Regions from separate parts of the Homo sapiens genome. Here region 1 is linked to region 2. Evidence: read pairs that join two places in POLR2A ChIA-PET (ENCODE). Cell type or tissue: HepG2. All regions are shown on one strand.

Region 1 (8,000 bases), 65 kb before region 2:
ATTCAAAAGATTTTAATCATTGTGACCATAATTTTCTGAGAAGAGGCTTTTCTAAGATTTGTTATTCACAGATAAATAGTTGTCTAATTTGTGTGTGTGTGTGTGTACATGTGTGCATGCGTGCATTCGTGCATGCGTGCCTATCTAGCCTTTTTTGAACACAATGACTGGCACCTGGTAGATAATATGGTTGAATGAATTGTATTATTCATATTCTCTCACTGCCAACTTGAAGAATCTACATCTGTTTCCAAAGTTTTGCGCATATAATACTAAAACAAAAACGGACATGTTTTAGTAATACGTACCAATTACAAATTAACCATTCCTGCCTGGAATAAGCATAGGTTTTGTTAAATAGTTCAATTTTCAAAATTTGTCTCTTATGTTATTTCCAATCCTTTTTTTTTTTTTTAACGCTGATATATTTTGAATTTACGAATGTGAAAGCTGAACTTCAAAAAATAAAGGGAGAGGAAACAAAGCTCGTGAAAAATATTTAAAATATCTTTTAATGCGTTATAACATCCTGGAGAGAAATCAAATCAATGTGTTTCAATGTTACAACATAGATTTCTCCTCCCCTCCCGGATAAAGCACTAATTTATTTAATTTGGTTCAGAGCACTGAATATTCCAAGCTACAGCCTCGTGGGTAAGAGATAGCATTATCTTAAACAGTGTTCGGATTTAACAAAGGTCAACGTCTTGTGCAGTTTACATAGCATCTACTCTCAGTAGCTTTTGCTTCTTGAGCTCTACGTGGCTCCTCAGAAGCTGTTAGGCTTAACAAACAAAAATAAAGTAAAATCAGATACGGTATGGGGCCTTGGGACACTGAAACCTTCATCCGTAGAAAATCAGTTAAGTCTTCACAGGCTAGAAGAGAGGGTGTGTGTGATTAGTAGGCAAAGCAAAGAAAGATCAGTACAAGTTGTCTGGCAGCTGGATAAAACCTTACACCTGCGCAAAAATAAGCCTCCCTCATAAGAAAGCCCAAAGATGTCCGGGGTCGGGGAGGAGGAAAGTGTCTCTCATCTGTCCCATCAACGAAAATTAGTGAAATCTGCCTCAGATGAAGTGCAAAGGCCAGTCTGCAGGGATAGTTTCAACCTCTCCCCACGCGATGGGCTACACATCACCTGCCCAAGCTCTCTCCCGACCTGCTAGAGCCTAGAGGGCGGAGGCCGGAGAGGCTGCAGCCGGGAGTAGCACCGCACATCCGGGAACGCCAGCAGCGGGCTGAGGGCTGCATAACTGATGGAAGGCCGGGCGCGGTAAGAGCGTCTCGGGGAGTAGGGCAAGGCGGCCGGGCCCCTCCCATTCCGCCTTTTCTTCAGCGTCCTGCCCGCGGCACTGGCTGCGGGTGCCGGGCCACCTGCGAGTGTGCGGAGGGATTCCGGACACCCGCGGCGGCGAGCTGAGGGAGCAGTCTCCACGAGAACTGAGGCGGACCCTCTGGCGCCATGCGCGCCCTCCCCGGCCTGCTGGGGGCGAGGGCGCCTACGCCCCGGCTGCTTCTCCTCCTCCAGTGCCTTCTCGCCGCCGCGCGCCCAAGCTCGGCGGACGGCAGTGCCCCAGGTGTGATGGGTACAGGGGCCAGGGTAGGGAGGGCGGAGGGCGCGCGAGGCTCGGGTCCCCGCGGGCAGAGGGCATCGCTGGCGCTCCGGGCAGGGTTGGCGGGGAGAGGCGCGGGGATGCTGGTGAGGGCGGGTGGCGAGAGTCGGCGGCAGCCTCCCATTGGCTACGTTTGTGTCACCTGAGCTGAACCCTGGAACTGGTGCCGCTCGCGCTCCCGCGCTCTTTGGGGGCGAGTCTTAAACAAACAGCGCCCCGCGAGTCGGGCGCGTAGGTATCAGGGCAGAGTCTGGTGTTTCCTAGGAAGACGGCAGTGGGGTGTGTGGGTGGATGCAGGGACCAGATAGCGATTTGGCTTGTGCAAATGTGGCATGAATTTTGAAAGCCACATTTCCCCAAGGCCTACTCCCTTTTCTTGATTCGAGAGTGAGGCTCGAGTATCAGCTCCTTCCCTCCTTTTGTCAGGTGGGTTGGCTTTGAGGAATTTTTTTTTTCTTTTTTCTTTTTGAGACGGAGTTTTGCTCTTGTTGCTCAGGCTGGAGTGCAATGGCGTGATGTCGGCTCACCGCAACCTCCTCCTCCCGAGTTCAAGCGATTCTTCTCTCTCAGCCTCCAGAGTAGCTGGGATTACAGGCATGCGCCACCAAGCCCGGCTAATTTTACATTTTTAGTAGAGACGGGGTTTCTCCACATTGGTCAGTCTGGTCTCTAACTCCCAACCTCAGGTGATCCGCCCGCTTCGGCCTCGCAAAGTGCTGGGATTACAGGTGTGAGCCACCTCACCTTGCCGAGGATGTTTTTTTAGAGCTGAGCGGGGGAAAAAACATCATAACCAACTAGCCAACCAAAGATCCACAACTTAAAGGATAACGTGTGTGTATCTTCATTTTACACCGTGGTCTTTGAAAACAAAATGTGTGTGTGCGTGTGTGTGTGTGATTTTTGCTTGTTTTATTATTTAAGACACTTTGACAGAGGGATTATATGCAAAACATTACCAAAGCCAACACGAAATTTGCCATTGTACCTTCACCTGTTTATAATTACTTTTCATATTGAAAGGATTCCATCCAACCTATTGCAAGTTTCTGTGTCATAACTGTTAACAGCCAGTAAGGGTAATAAAACACCACCTCTCAAGTTGGTAAATATTGGCCACCAGTAACTAAAATTGGGACATTATTCTGCAAAAAGTTTTCAAACTCTCATGGGAATTTATTTTCATGGGCTTGTAATATGTGGAATTTTTGTAACACACCATAGAGAAAGAAGGATAATCAAAAGGTAAGACTATTAATTTTTATAAATGCCTTTTAAAAGGTCTAGTTGTTAACAACTTGGACAGAACATCTTGGGTTGCTTCAGTTCTAAATTTCCTTGTGCCATATCTCTTTTCCATAATACCACTTATAAAGAATGGTCCAGGCCTGTAATCCCAGCACTTTGGGGTGCTGAGGTGGGAGGATGGCTGGAATCCAGGAGTTCAAGACCACCCTGGGCAAAATAGCAAGGTCCCTTATTTATTTAAAAAAAATTTTTAAAGTGCGGTTGTGGTGATGTACACCTGTAGTCCCAGGTGCTTGGGACGCCAAGGCAGAAAGATTGCTTCAGCCCAAAGTTTGAGGCTGCAGTGAGCTATGATGATGATGGTGCCAGTAAGCTCCAGCCTGGGTGACAGCGCAAAACTGTCTCAAAAAAAAAAAAAAAAAAAAGAAAAAAAAAAGAAAAAGAAACAGAATTGCCCAGTTCATTTTTCCCCCTTCTGGGTATCTCCAATTCTTCTATCCCTGGTTCATCTCAGAGTATTGCGGTTCTGAGAACCAGTGCATTCTGGATTCATTGTAGAACTTTGATTCTCTACTTGACTGTATGTCAGAATCACCAGAGAGCTTGAAAAATCCTGATACCTGGATCTTTCCCTACAAAACTCTGGTTCGTTTGGCTTGGGATTCAGTGTGGGCATTAAGAAGTTTTATCAGCTCCCCATGTAGCTTTAAATGTGATTTTGAGCTGGTTAAAAACCACAGCTTTAAAATGATATGGCCTAGAGAGTGCACTGTTAGATAAATACTTATTCCATAGGCATCACGGTTAAGTTGATATGCAGAGAAGATCTCTAAAGAGAGAGAGAAAAAAAGGTAGGAAACAAATGAAAGTGGAATAAATGAAGGTGTATATCAATAAGATGAATGGGGGAGGGGATGTCCCTCTATGTATATGGTATAAGTTCTGTCCTTTTAGCTCCACTTAAGCTAAAATTGTGGAACAATGTACAAGACAAAAGTTATGAAGTTAGCATCGAATTTAAGCCAGAATTAAAAATTGTCAGGCACTCTCAGCTTGTTTTCTAGATTCGGTATTGATCTCTGCAAAATTCAGTTTTCTCTTTGCAAAAGGATATTGTGAGGTTTACTGGATATTTTTTACCTAGATGTATAGACCTACACACTTGGACATAGGTTTTCTGTTAACCTAAGACTTTGAGTCAAATTTTAATAATAAGAATAGTTATAAATGTATAGCCCTACGAGTTAGCATTTTTTTTAGTTCCAGCTGAAAAAAAATAGAATTGTCCAGGACATTTTTCTCCGTTCTGGGTATCCCCAATTCTTCTATCCCTGATTCACCTTTCAAAATTCATCTCAGAGTATTGCAGTTCTGAGAACCTCTGCACTCCTGGGGAATTCTCACTCTTTTGCTCAGGCTGGAGGGCAGAGGCACATTCACAGCTCACTGCAGCCTTGACCTTCTGGGCTCAAGATGAAGAAATCGGGGCTTAGTTTAATAATTGCCCAAGTACACATACTTAGTTAAGCAGCAGAGCGGGAAATTTGGCATTGGTCCATCCAGTACCTGTTTGCTTAAACACAGTGCTTAAACACAATATCCAGTTGTCTCTCTGAGTTAATTGGAAATGTCTGTGAAAGTTCAGAACTACTGACAGCATAGCCTACGCATTTAAATGTCTGATTTGCACTGAATGACATGCTGACACGGTTTGAGTCCTGGAATAAAATTAGGTACAGGGACTCTTCTAAGGTTTTTTGATTAAATAAGACATGTAATATATCTTTGTAAAGGATACATCAGTGGGAATTTTTAAATATCATTATTATTACTATTACATGGCACAAATTGGAGAAATGGGTCATGTTTATCTTTTGAAAAATGTTTGCAGTAGAATCATTTTAAATGATCCTTTTAACTTCCATAGGACGTGGCTTTTGCATTCCCTTTATGAACCCCCTTCCCTACTAAACCCTCACCCCAAACACAGTAGCTTTCTAGTAATAAATATTTTTGAAGCAAATATTATTCTAGCACCCACATATGTCTGACATTGTTAGCCCATATCTCAGTAGAACATGCTAGCAGTTTTTTACCTTTAAGGACATTTAAAGGGGTTCCCACTGGACAAATCTGGGACAAATTGAGCATCAAATAAATAATAATATTAGTGGATTGCAACTCATTTAATAATATGGGAATTCATGAGTACCAACTGATGTAAACTAAAAAAGGAGTCAATGAAAAGTTTGATGGGATACAAAGTACTGAAGATTCAAAGTAACTCTTCAGAATGTGCTTATTAGTATCAAGGGCAAAAGAGTAACTTTATGGTGGAGAAGCTTGGCAGACAACACTTTGATCAAATGATCAAAGACCAAAATCTGTTTAAAGGGAACAGATTAACCATAAGCCTACCTTTATTTATTTATTTATTCATTCATTCATTCATTTAATTTTTGAGACAGGGTCTCACTCTGTCATTCAGGCTGGAGTACCAAGGCACACTCATGGCTCACTACAGCCTTGACCTTCTGGACTCAAGGGATCCTCCCACTTCAGCCTCCCACATGGCTGGGACTACAGGCATATGCCACCACACCCGGATAATTTTTGTATTTTTTGTAGAGATGGGGTTTCACTACGTTGCCTAGGCTGGCCTTGAACTCCTAGGCACAAGCGATCTTCCTGCCTTGGCCTCCCAAAGTGTTGGGATTATAGGCAAGAGCTACTGTGCCCAGCCTAAGCCTACGTTTAATAGTGATGTTTGTGATGCATGAACATCTTTACCCTAAATTTATCATCACAAAAAAATCATATGTTTAAAACATTTGTTAAGAATTAGGGCAACTGACTCTTCCTCATCTTCTGTCACCCTCATTCTCTTCCCTCCTCCCTCTCATCTTTCCCTCGATAGATCCTATAGTTATTTGGTGGGGAAGAGCAAGGAGACATCCTCACTAAGTGGGTGGAGCCCAAGGGGCCCAGATCAGGATATCTGAGGCTGACCTTGGTAAGGATGGCATCCAGGCAAGAGGGCAGCCTGGTATGGAGTATTAGGGCCTGAGCACAGTGAATGGGTGCTCCTGCAGCGGGCAGCTTGACACAGGGTCCCAGAGTTCAGCAAGTTAACAAGGCTTTTGTGCAGGAGCAGCAGATGGGTGATGTTTGATCCCAAACACGATGTGGAGGAAAGCATGTAGGAGGGTCAGACCAGCGATGGAGGTTGGAGCCTGAGTGGGTAAGGAGACATCTCTGTGGGGACAGGTGTGGCAGTGGCAATGAGAGTTTAGCAATATACAGGGTGACTGATCAAATAATTAAATCTAGGAAAGATAATAGGATCTAGGTTTTTCACTAGAGAAGAATGAAATAAAGATAGAGAAAAAGTAGAATGAACCCTGTGGTGTTGGATTGCAGTTGGCAGTATCCATGGGAATCCATGACATTAAATCCCTATCTCTTTACCTATGTCTATATAGGTATATAGATTTAAACAAGTATATGTGTAAATATATGTATCATGAATACATATCATGCATATCATATACATAAATATATATGATATACATTATAAGTTGTATGTGTATATGAATATGTGCACATGTATTCTTAGCAGTGATTTCCAGTAGTGATGAGTATATTTAGCACCCAGATCTTGGATTCTAAATACCATTCTTTACTAACAGTAACCAAGGCTTCTTGGAGAAATGGCTGATTTCAGGGCTAGTGTGGGAAAGTAGCAGATAAGCCTAGAACATCTTGTGCCAGAAAGCAATGGAGTGCTCAAAGGATAATGAGTCATGTCAAAAAGATACAGAGGCCAACATGAAGGGGTTCCCACTGGACAAATCTGGGACAAAACTGAGCATCAAAATAAATAATAATATTAGTGGATTGTAACCCATTTAATAATATGGGGATTCATGAGTACCAACTGATGCAAATTAAAAAATGAATCAATGAAAACTTTGATGGGGTACAATGTACTAAAGATTCAAAGTAACTCTTCAGAATATGCTTATTAATATCAAGGGGAAAAGAGTAACTTTATAGTGGAGAAGCTTGGCAGATAGCACTTTGATCAGATGATCAAAGACCAAAAAAATGGTGTGCCATCTGAGACGATATGGTGAGAAGAGCACAGCATCACTTCTATGATGTTCCTGCCAAAGGTGCCTGCCTCAAATATAATCATATTACAGCAGAACTGTCTTGGAATTTTAAAAAGTGTCAAGGTTATGGAAAAGTCAGAAGAGACTGTTGCAGTTCCAGAGTGAAGCCACATTAGAGAGAAGTGACAGCCAATGGCAATGGGTGATTCTGAGCTGGAACATTTTGCTACCAAGTCCATTGTAGGGACTTTTTTTCTGAAACTTAGATGGGGTATGGGGACCAGATGGTGCTTCGTATATATTCATTTCTTGATTTTAATGGCTGTATTGGGATGGTATGGGGAATGTCCTTTGTAGGAAATAGATGGTAATGTTTAAGTGGGGCATGAAGCATCAGGTCAGAAACTTACTCTCACATGGTTCAGAGGAGAAAATGTTCTGTTCTTGAAATGTTTCTGCTACTTTGAGATTGTTTGAAAAGAAACAAAAAGAATTAGTTTACCTGAGAAAGCTTCAGTTTACATAGGCATTAAACTAAAACAATAGTTGAGAAATCTGTTAAGGTTCTTAGGTATCATTTTCCAAAGGTGTATATGCCCTCCAACAGAAACAAATCACATGTGTTGAGGCTATTTGTTCTAAAGTGTAATCTTTTGACATTAACTTTGTATAGCTGGTCTCACATATTGCGCAATATAAGGTGAACGTTAGAAATTAACAACTTATCACATACATGCTGATGTAAGATAACAAACCTCACAACACTTTGCTAAAAATAAGCTCTATTCCTAATAAAAATTGCCGCTATTTAAACATAGAATATCTCAAATAATGTTAGAATCGAAATAAAGAATGTTACCTTTAAAGAGTTGTTATTCTTTTCTTTGAAAATAGCATTTTTCCTGGCATTTTTGAAGTTATTGAGGTTATTGTACTAATGTGTCCCTAATCCCAAGCCAGAAGCTTTTAATAGCCTTACAATTATATACTTCTGAGAACCTGAAAGGGAATTTAGATACCT
Region 2 (8,000 bases):
ATCTCTGTTTGTCTGTTATTAGTGTATAAGAATGCTTGTGATTTTTGCACACTGATTTTGTATCCTCAGCCTTTGCTGAAGTTGCTTATCAGCTTAAGGAGATTTTGGGCTGAGACAATGGAGCTTTCTAAATATAGAATCATGTAATCTGCAAACAGAGACAATTTGACTTCCTCTTTTCCTAATTGAATACCCTTTTTTCTTTCTCTTGCCTGATTGCCTTGGCCAGATCTTCCTATACTGTACTGAATAGGAGTGATGAGAGAGGGCATTCTTTTCTTGTGCCAGTTTTCAAAGGGAATGCTTCCAGTTTTTGCCCATTCAGTATGAATTTGGCTGTGGGTTTGTCATAAATAGCTCTTATTATTTGGAGATATGTTCCATCAATACCTAGTTTATTGAGAGTTTTTAGCATGAAGGGGTGTTGAATTTTGTTGAAGAACTTTTCTGCATCTATTGAGATAATCATGTGGTTTTTGTCATTGATTCTGTTTATGTGATGGATTATGTTTATTGATTTGTGTATGTTCAACCAGCCTTGCATCCCAGGGATGAAGCTGGCTTGATGGTGGTGGATAAGCTTTTTGATGTGCTGCTGGATTTGGTTTGCCAGTATTTTATCAAGGATTTTTGCATAGATGTTCATCGGGGATATTGGCCTGAAATTTTCTTTTTCGTTTTGTCTCTGCCAGGTTTTGGTATCAGGATTACACTGGATTCATAAAATGAGTTAGGGAGGATTCCTTCTTTTCTATTGTTTGGAATAGTTTAGGAAGGAATGGTACCAGTTCCTCTTTGTACCTCTGGTAGAATTTGGCTGTGAATCTGTCTGGTCCTGGGCTTTTTTTGGTTGGTAGGCTATTAATTGCTGCCTCAATTTCAGAACTTGTCATTGGTCTATTCGGGGACTCAACTTCTTCCTGGTTTAGTCTTGGGAGGGTGTATGTGTCCAGGAATTTATCCATTTCTTCTAGATTTTCTGCTTTATTTGCATAGAGATGTGTATAGTATGCTCTGATGGTAGCTTGTATTTCTTTGGGATTGGTGGTGGTATCCCCTTTATCATTTTATATTGCATCTATTTGATTCTTCTCTCTTTTCTTCTTCATTAGTCTTGCTAGCGGTCTATCAATTTTGTTGATCTTTTCAAAAAACCAGCTCCTGAATTCATTGATTTTTTTGAAGGGTTTTTCATATCTCTCCTTCAGTTCTGCTCTGATCTTGGTTATTTCTCGTCTTCTTCTAGCTTTTGAATTTGTTTTCTCTTGGTTCTCTAGTTCTTTTCATTGTGATGTTAGGATGTCGATTTCAGATCTTTCCTGCTTTCTCTCCTGGGCATTTAGTGCTATAAATTTCCCTCTCCACACCGCTTTAAATGTGTCCCAGAGATTCTGGTATGTTGTGTCTTTGTTCTCATTGGTTTCAAAGAACATATTAATTTCTGCCTTCATTTTGTTATTTACCCAGTAGTCATTCAGGAGTAGGTTGTACAGTTTCCATGTAATTGTGGAGTTTTGAGTGAGTTTCTTAATCCTGAGTTCTAGTTTGGTTGCACTGTGGTCTGAGAGACTGTTTGTTATGATTTCTGTTCTTTTGGATTTGCTGAGGAGTGTTTAACTTCCAATTACGTGGTCAGTTTTAGAATAATTGTGATGTAGTGCTGAGAAGAATGTATATTCTGTTGATTTGGGTGGAGAGTTTTGTAGATATCTATTAGGTCAGCTTGGTCCAGAGCTTGGTTCAAGTCCTGGATATTGTTGTTAATTTTCTGTCTCATTGATCTGTCTAATATTGACAGTGGGGTGTTAAAGTCTCCCACTATTATTGTGTGGGAGTCTAAGTCTCTTTGTAGGTCTCTAAGAACTTGCTTTATGAATCTGAGTTCCCCTGTATTGGGCGCATATATATTTAGGATAGTTAGCTTTTCTTGTTGCATTGATCCCTTTACCATTATGTAGTGCCCTTCTTTGTCTTTGTTGATCTTTGTTGGTTTAAAGTCTGTTTTATCGAGACTAGGATTTCAACCCCTGCTTTTTTTTTTTTTTTTTTGCTTTCCATTTGCTTGGTAAATATTCCTCCATCCCTTGATTTTGAGCCTATGTGTGTCTCTGCATGTGAGATGGCTCTCCTGAATACAGCACACCAATGGGTCTTGACTCTTTATACAGTTTGTCAGTCTGTGTCTTTTATTTGGGGCATTTAGCCCATTTACATTTAAGGTTAATATTGTTATGTGTGAATTTGATCCTGCCATTATGATGCTAGCTGGTTATTTTGCCTGTTAGTTGATGCAGTTTCTTCATAGCACCGGTGGTCTTTACAATTTGGTATGTTTTTCCAGTGGCTGGTATCAGTTGTTCCTTTCCATGTTTAGTGCTTCCTGCAGGAGCTCTTTTAAGGCAGGCCTGGTGGTGACAAAATCTCTCAGCATTTGCTTGTCTGTAAAGTATTTTATTTCTCCTTCACTTATGAAGCTTAGTTTGGCTGGATATGAAATTCTGGGTTGAAAATTCTTTTCTTTAAGAATGTTGAATATTGGCCCCCACTCTCTTCTGGCTTGTAGGGTTTCTGCTGAGAGATCTGCTGTTAGTGTGATGGGCTTCCCTTTGTGGGTAACCCAACCTTTCTCTCTGCTGGCCTTAATATTTTTTCCTTCATTTCAACCTTGGTAAATCTGACAATTATGGGTCTTAGAGTTGCTCTTCTCGAGAATTATCTTTGTGGTGTTCTCTGTATTTCCTGAATTTTAATGTTGACCTGTCTTTCTAGGTTGGGGAAATTCTCCTGGATAATATCCTGAAGAGTATTTTCTAACTTGGTTCCATTCTCCCCATCACTTTCAGGTACAACAATCAAATGTACATTTGGTCTTTTCACGTAGTCCCATATTTCTTGGAGGCTTTGTTCTTTTCAGTGTGTTTAATCTTGTCTTCTCACTTTATTTCATTGAATTGATCTTCAATTTCTGTTATCCTTTCTTCCATTTGATTGATTTGGCTATTGATACTTGTTTATGCTCCAGGAAGTTACAATGCTGTGTTTTTCGTCTCCTTCAGTTCATTTATGTTCCTCTCTAAACTGTTTATTTTAGTTAACAATTCATTTAGCTTTCTTTCAGGGTTCTTAGCTTCCTTGCATTGGGTTAGAACATGCTCCTTTAGCTTGGAGGAGTTTGTTATTACTCACCTTCTGAAGCCTCCTTCTACTAATTCATCAAACTCATTCTTCATCCAGTTTTGTTCCTTTGCTGGTGAGGAGTTATTATCCTTTGAAGGAGAAGAGGCGTTCAGATTTTTGGAATATTCAGCCTTTTTGTCCTTCCTGGATTTTATCTACCTTTGGTCTTTGAAGTCGGTGACCTTCGGATGGTGTCTCTGAGTGGACGTCGTTTTTGTTGATGTTAATACTATTCCTTTCTGCTTGTTAGTTTTCCTTCTAACAGTCAGGCCCCTGTGCGGCAGGTCTGCTGGAGTTTGCTCAAGGTCCACTCCAGACCCTGTTTGCCTGGGTATCACCGGTGGAGGCTGCAGAAAAGCAAAGATTGCTAACTGTTTCTTCCTTTTGAAGCTTCGTCCCAGAGGGGCACCCAGCAGATGCCAGCCAGAGCTCTCCTGTATGAGGTGTCTGTCGGCCCCTACCGGGAAGTGTCTCCCAATCAGGAGGCAGTCTGTCCCTTATCAGAGTGTAAACAAAGCCACTTTCAAACAAAGTTTGAACGAAGTTCAAACAAAGGTTGAACGCTTTGTTGGTAGATCTGCTGCTCTCTTCAGAGCTACCAGGCAGGGACGTTTAAGTCAGCTGAAGCTGCGCCTACAACTGCCCCTTCCCAGAGTTGCTCTGTCCCAGGGAGTTGGGGGTTTTATCTATAAGACACTGACTGGGGCTGCTGCCTTTTTTTCAGAGAGGGAATGTAGAGGATGCAGTCTGGCCTCAGAGGCCTTGCTGAGCTGTGGTGGGCTCCACCCAGTTTGAACTTCCTGGTGGCTTTGTTTACACTGTGAGGGAAAACTGCCTACTCAAGCCTCAGCAATGGTGGATGCCCCTCCCCCCACCAAGCTGGAGTGTCCCAGGTCGAGCTCAGACTCTTGTGTTGTGCTGGCTGCGAGACTTTCAAGCCAGTGGATTTTAGCTTGCTGGGCTCCGTGGGGGTGGGACTCGCTGAGCCAGAGCACTTGGCTCCCTGGCTTCAGCTCCCTTGCCAGCGGAGTGAACAGTTCTGTCTCACTGGCTTTCCAGGTGCCACTGTGGTATGAGAAATAGACTCCTGCGGCTAGCTCGGTGTCTGCCCAAATGGCCACCCAGTTTTGTGCTGGAAACCCAGGGTCCCTGGTGGTGTAGGCACCGAAGGGAATCTCCTGGTCTGCGGGTTGTGAAGACTGTGGTAATAGCGCAGTATCTGGGCCAGAGTGCTCAGTACAGTCCTTAATGGCTTCCCTTGTCTAGGAGAGGGGGTTCCCCAACACCTTGCACTTCCCAGGTGAGGTGATGGCCCACCCTGCTTCACCTCGCCCTTCTTTGGCTACACCCACAGTCCAACCAGTCCCAGTGAGATGAACCTTGTAACTCAGTTGGAAATGCAGAAATCACCCACCTTCTGCATTGATCTTATTGGGAGCTGCAGACCAAAGCTCTTCCTATTTGGCCATATTGCCAGACTCCCGCTGTTCTGGGTAATTTTTTTTTTTTTTAATTTTGCCATGTTAGTTTAGGTTGATTCAGCACAAATGCTTGCAAAATATTTCAAAATTTATATTCTATGAAAATGTCTACTTCTACAAAAGAGAATCAATATTCCAAGTAGGGCATTTTAATGTTTCTAACAGTTAAGAGGAAAAAATATTAAGGGGAATATACAATATTTCACTATGTATTTTATTTGACTCTTATTTGAAATACTTATATGCTAAAATGATTAATGACTGGTAAATAAGTGTGTGTGTTCTAAAGCATGTGAGGCCAGCTTAAAGGAAGTGAGTAATTGTGTTTTTTGGTGACTGCATTAGAAAACAATTATTGGGAGATCAACTTCTGGAAAGACTGAGTAGATATGCTTTCCCCCACTCCTGGTAAGCACAGCTAACAACATTAGGTCTTATAAAACAAACAGTAAAAGATTCTGACTTACACAGCTACTGTGGCCCCACCTCCACCTCCAGCAGCAAAGCCTCCCCAAGTAGGGAGCTGGGAGCCAAGACTGTCACCTGAACTGGTGATAAGGAACCCCTTTCATTCCTATTAAGAAGCCTGAACTCCCACTCTGGATGTGGAGGAACCAGGTACCCCTCTTACCCTGGATTTTTAATGGAGGCAAAATGAGGAATTTAGATTTCTAACTCTACCTGACAGTAATAAGGTGAAGTGAGTATCTCTTTCCCCAGTAATGTGGTGTCAGAGGAGGCCTACTAAACCAATTTAGATAAGATCTAGAATCTCATAATATCTAAAATATTAGGTTTCAATAAAAAACATACCAAGAGTCATGAAATTCTCAACTTGATTAAGAAAAAAACCAATAGATGCCAAAACCAAAATGAATCAAATGTTAGAATTACCTAACAATTATTTAAAGCAGCCATCATCAAAATGCATCATGAGCAGCTAGGAACAAATGAAAAATAACCTCAGCGAATAGAAAGTGACAGAAAACAAATAGATGATGTAAGAGATAAAGAAAATAAAGGTTATCTATTCTGAATAACAGAGGTAATATAGACTGGAAAAAAAATGCAAAATGCACAGAGCCTCAGGCCCTGTGAGACTTGTAACAAATGATATACCATTTGTATTATTGGTATTGCAGAAGGAGAGGATAAAATGTTGGGCTGAAAAGATATTCAAAGTAATAACGATTGAAAATTTCCCCAACTTTAACAAGTGCCATTAACCTACACATTGAAGAAACTGAGCAAACCCCAAACAGAATAAACTGAAGGAAATCCAGGTCAAAACACACCATAATCAAAATTATGAAAACTAAAGATAGAGAACCTTAAAAGCAGAGATAGAGAAACAATACCTCACCTACTGGGGAAAACCAAATGATGACAGTGGATTTCACATCAGAAACTATGGAAGACAAAAGAAGTATCACATTTTCCAAATGCTCCTAGAAAAGTAGAGTAGGCAGTCCAAAGTTCTATATCTGATGAAAGAATCTCTGAATAATGAAATAGAAATCAGGATATCCTTAATAAAAACAGCTAAGAAACTGGCAGACCTACCTTAAAAAAATGGTTAAAGAAGGTTCTTCAAAGAGGGAGGGAATCATAAAAGAAGGATTTGGAGAACATCAGGAAGGGAGAAATAACACTTTCTTGAGGGAGTAGAAGCATCAAATATAATAGACAGTCTTCCCTTCTTAATTTTTCTCTAATTTTTAACTATTAAAGCAAAAGTTACAACACTGATCTGGTTCTCAATGTAATGTAAATGTAAAGGACATATTGAAGATACTTATAAAGGAGCAAGATAAAGGGACATAAAAGTAGGTAAGGTTTTTAAGCTTCACTCAAATTGGTAAAATTTTAATATCAATAAATTGTAACAAATTATATTTAAAGTTACATAATCAGTTATATAATACCCAGAACAACCACTAAGAAAGTATGGATAAATCAAAATGGAATTCTAAAAAAGTTCTAGTAACTCACAGGAATGAAGGGAAAACAGTAAGGAAAAACAGAAGAAATGGAAAATAAAAGTAATCGTGGACTTAGGTTCTAATAAATTAATAATTACCCTAAATCTAAATAGGCTTCTTATACCAATAAGACAGAGATTGGTAGAGTGGATGAAAAAGAACCCCACTATGTGCTGCCTACAAGAAACTCAATTCAAATGGAACAATATAGGTAGGTTGAATGTAAAAGGATGGAAATGTATTTGCCATATAAGCATTAATCAAAAGCAAGCAAGAGTGACTATATTGATATCTCATAAAATGGATGTCAGAGCAAAGAAAATTACCAGGAACAAAAAGGGACATTACATAATAAAAGGACCCACCAAGAAAATATAGACTAAACAATAGAGTTGCAAAATATGTGGTAGACCATCAGCAAAAACTGATAGAACTGAAATAATAAATAGACAAATTTACAATTATGTTTGGAGACATCAACAAGCCTTTTCCAACAACTGTTAGAACAACTAGACAGGAACAGAGCAAGTATATAAAACAACACCATCAATGAACATCATCTAATTTATATGTTTAGAATACTAAAAACAGCAGAATACACACATACATATAGAACATTTACCAAGATAGACTATATCCTGGACTTTAACACCAAAAAATATAAAAGAATTGAAATCATAGAGTATGTTTTGTGACAAAAATGGAATCAAACTATACATTAGTAATAGAGATAACAGAAATATATCCACACTTGGGTGTTAAAAGACACACCTGTAAATAACTCTTGAGTCAAGGCGGAAGTCTTAGGGGAAATTTTAAAAGTAAATGGGATAGAAAGAAAATGAAAATTTAACACATCAAAAATTTGGGCATGCAGCTAAAGCAATGCTGACATTTATAGTGTTAAATTCTTATGTTAAAAAAGAGAAAGAGCCTCAAATCCACCTAAGCTCCCACACCAAGAAACTAGAAAATGAAGAACAAAAATCCAAAGCAAGCTAAAGGAAGAGAATTATGAATATAACAGCAGAAGTCAATGAAATTAAATACACAAACAGCAGGGAAAATCAATGAAACAAAAAGATGGTTCTTTGGAAATAACGATAAAATTGGCAAAGCTCCAACAAAACTGACAGCAAAAAAAGACAGAGAGACAAATTACCAATACCAGAAATGAAACAGGCAATATAATTATAGACCCTATAGATATCAAAAGGATAATAAAGAAATTGTATGAACAACTCTACACACATAAGTTTGACAATTTAGATGAAATGGGCTATACAACTACCACATAAAGTACCAAGGATTATTCAGTATGAAAAAGATAATTGCATAGCTCTACAACTATTAAGGAAAT

What was found. ChIA-PET counts read pairs that join two places held together with the same protein. Peaks named below come from ENCODE experiments on the same cell type or tissue, not always from the same donor. Only the 100,000 strongest peaks of a DNase experiment are listed, where the experiment ranks them.
Region 1: POLR2A ChIA-PET joins it to region 2 with 39 read pairs; 7 of 35 experiments call an interaction of 5 or more read pairs at or near these places.

What each region holds. Positions count from the first base shown.
Region 1 is chr1:121,517,880-121,525,879 of GRCh38, forward strand. It overlaps the pseudogene EMBP1. Among named protein-coding and RNA genes, the nearest start is that of SRGAP2-AS1, 120 kb to the left of the region's middle. In HepG2, no CTCF peak of the experiment used is centred here; DNase peaks (open chromatin) are centred at 1,222, 1,752, 4,412 and 5,402; H3K4me3 peaks cover 1,524 bases.
Region 2 is chr1:121,582,955-121,590,954 of GRCh38, forward strand. No RefSeq gene overlaps it. Among named protein-coding and RNA genes, the nearest start is that of SRGAP2-AS1, 190 kb to the left of the region's middle. RefSeq lists an enhancer at 3,978-4,805. In HepG2, a CTCF peak has its summit at 3,650; a DNase peak (open chromatin) is centred at 3,677.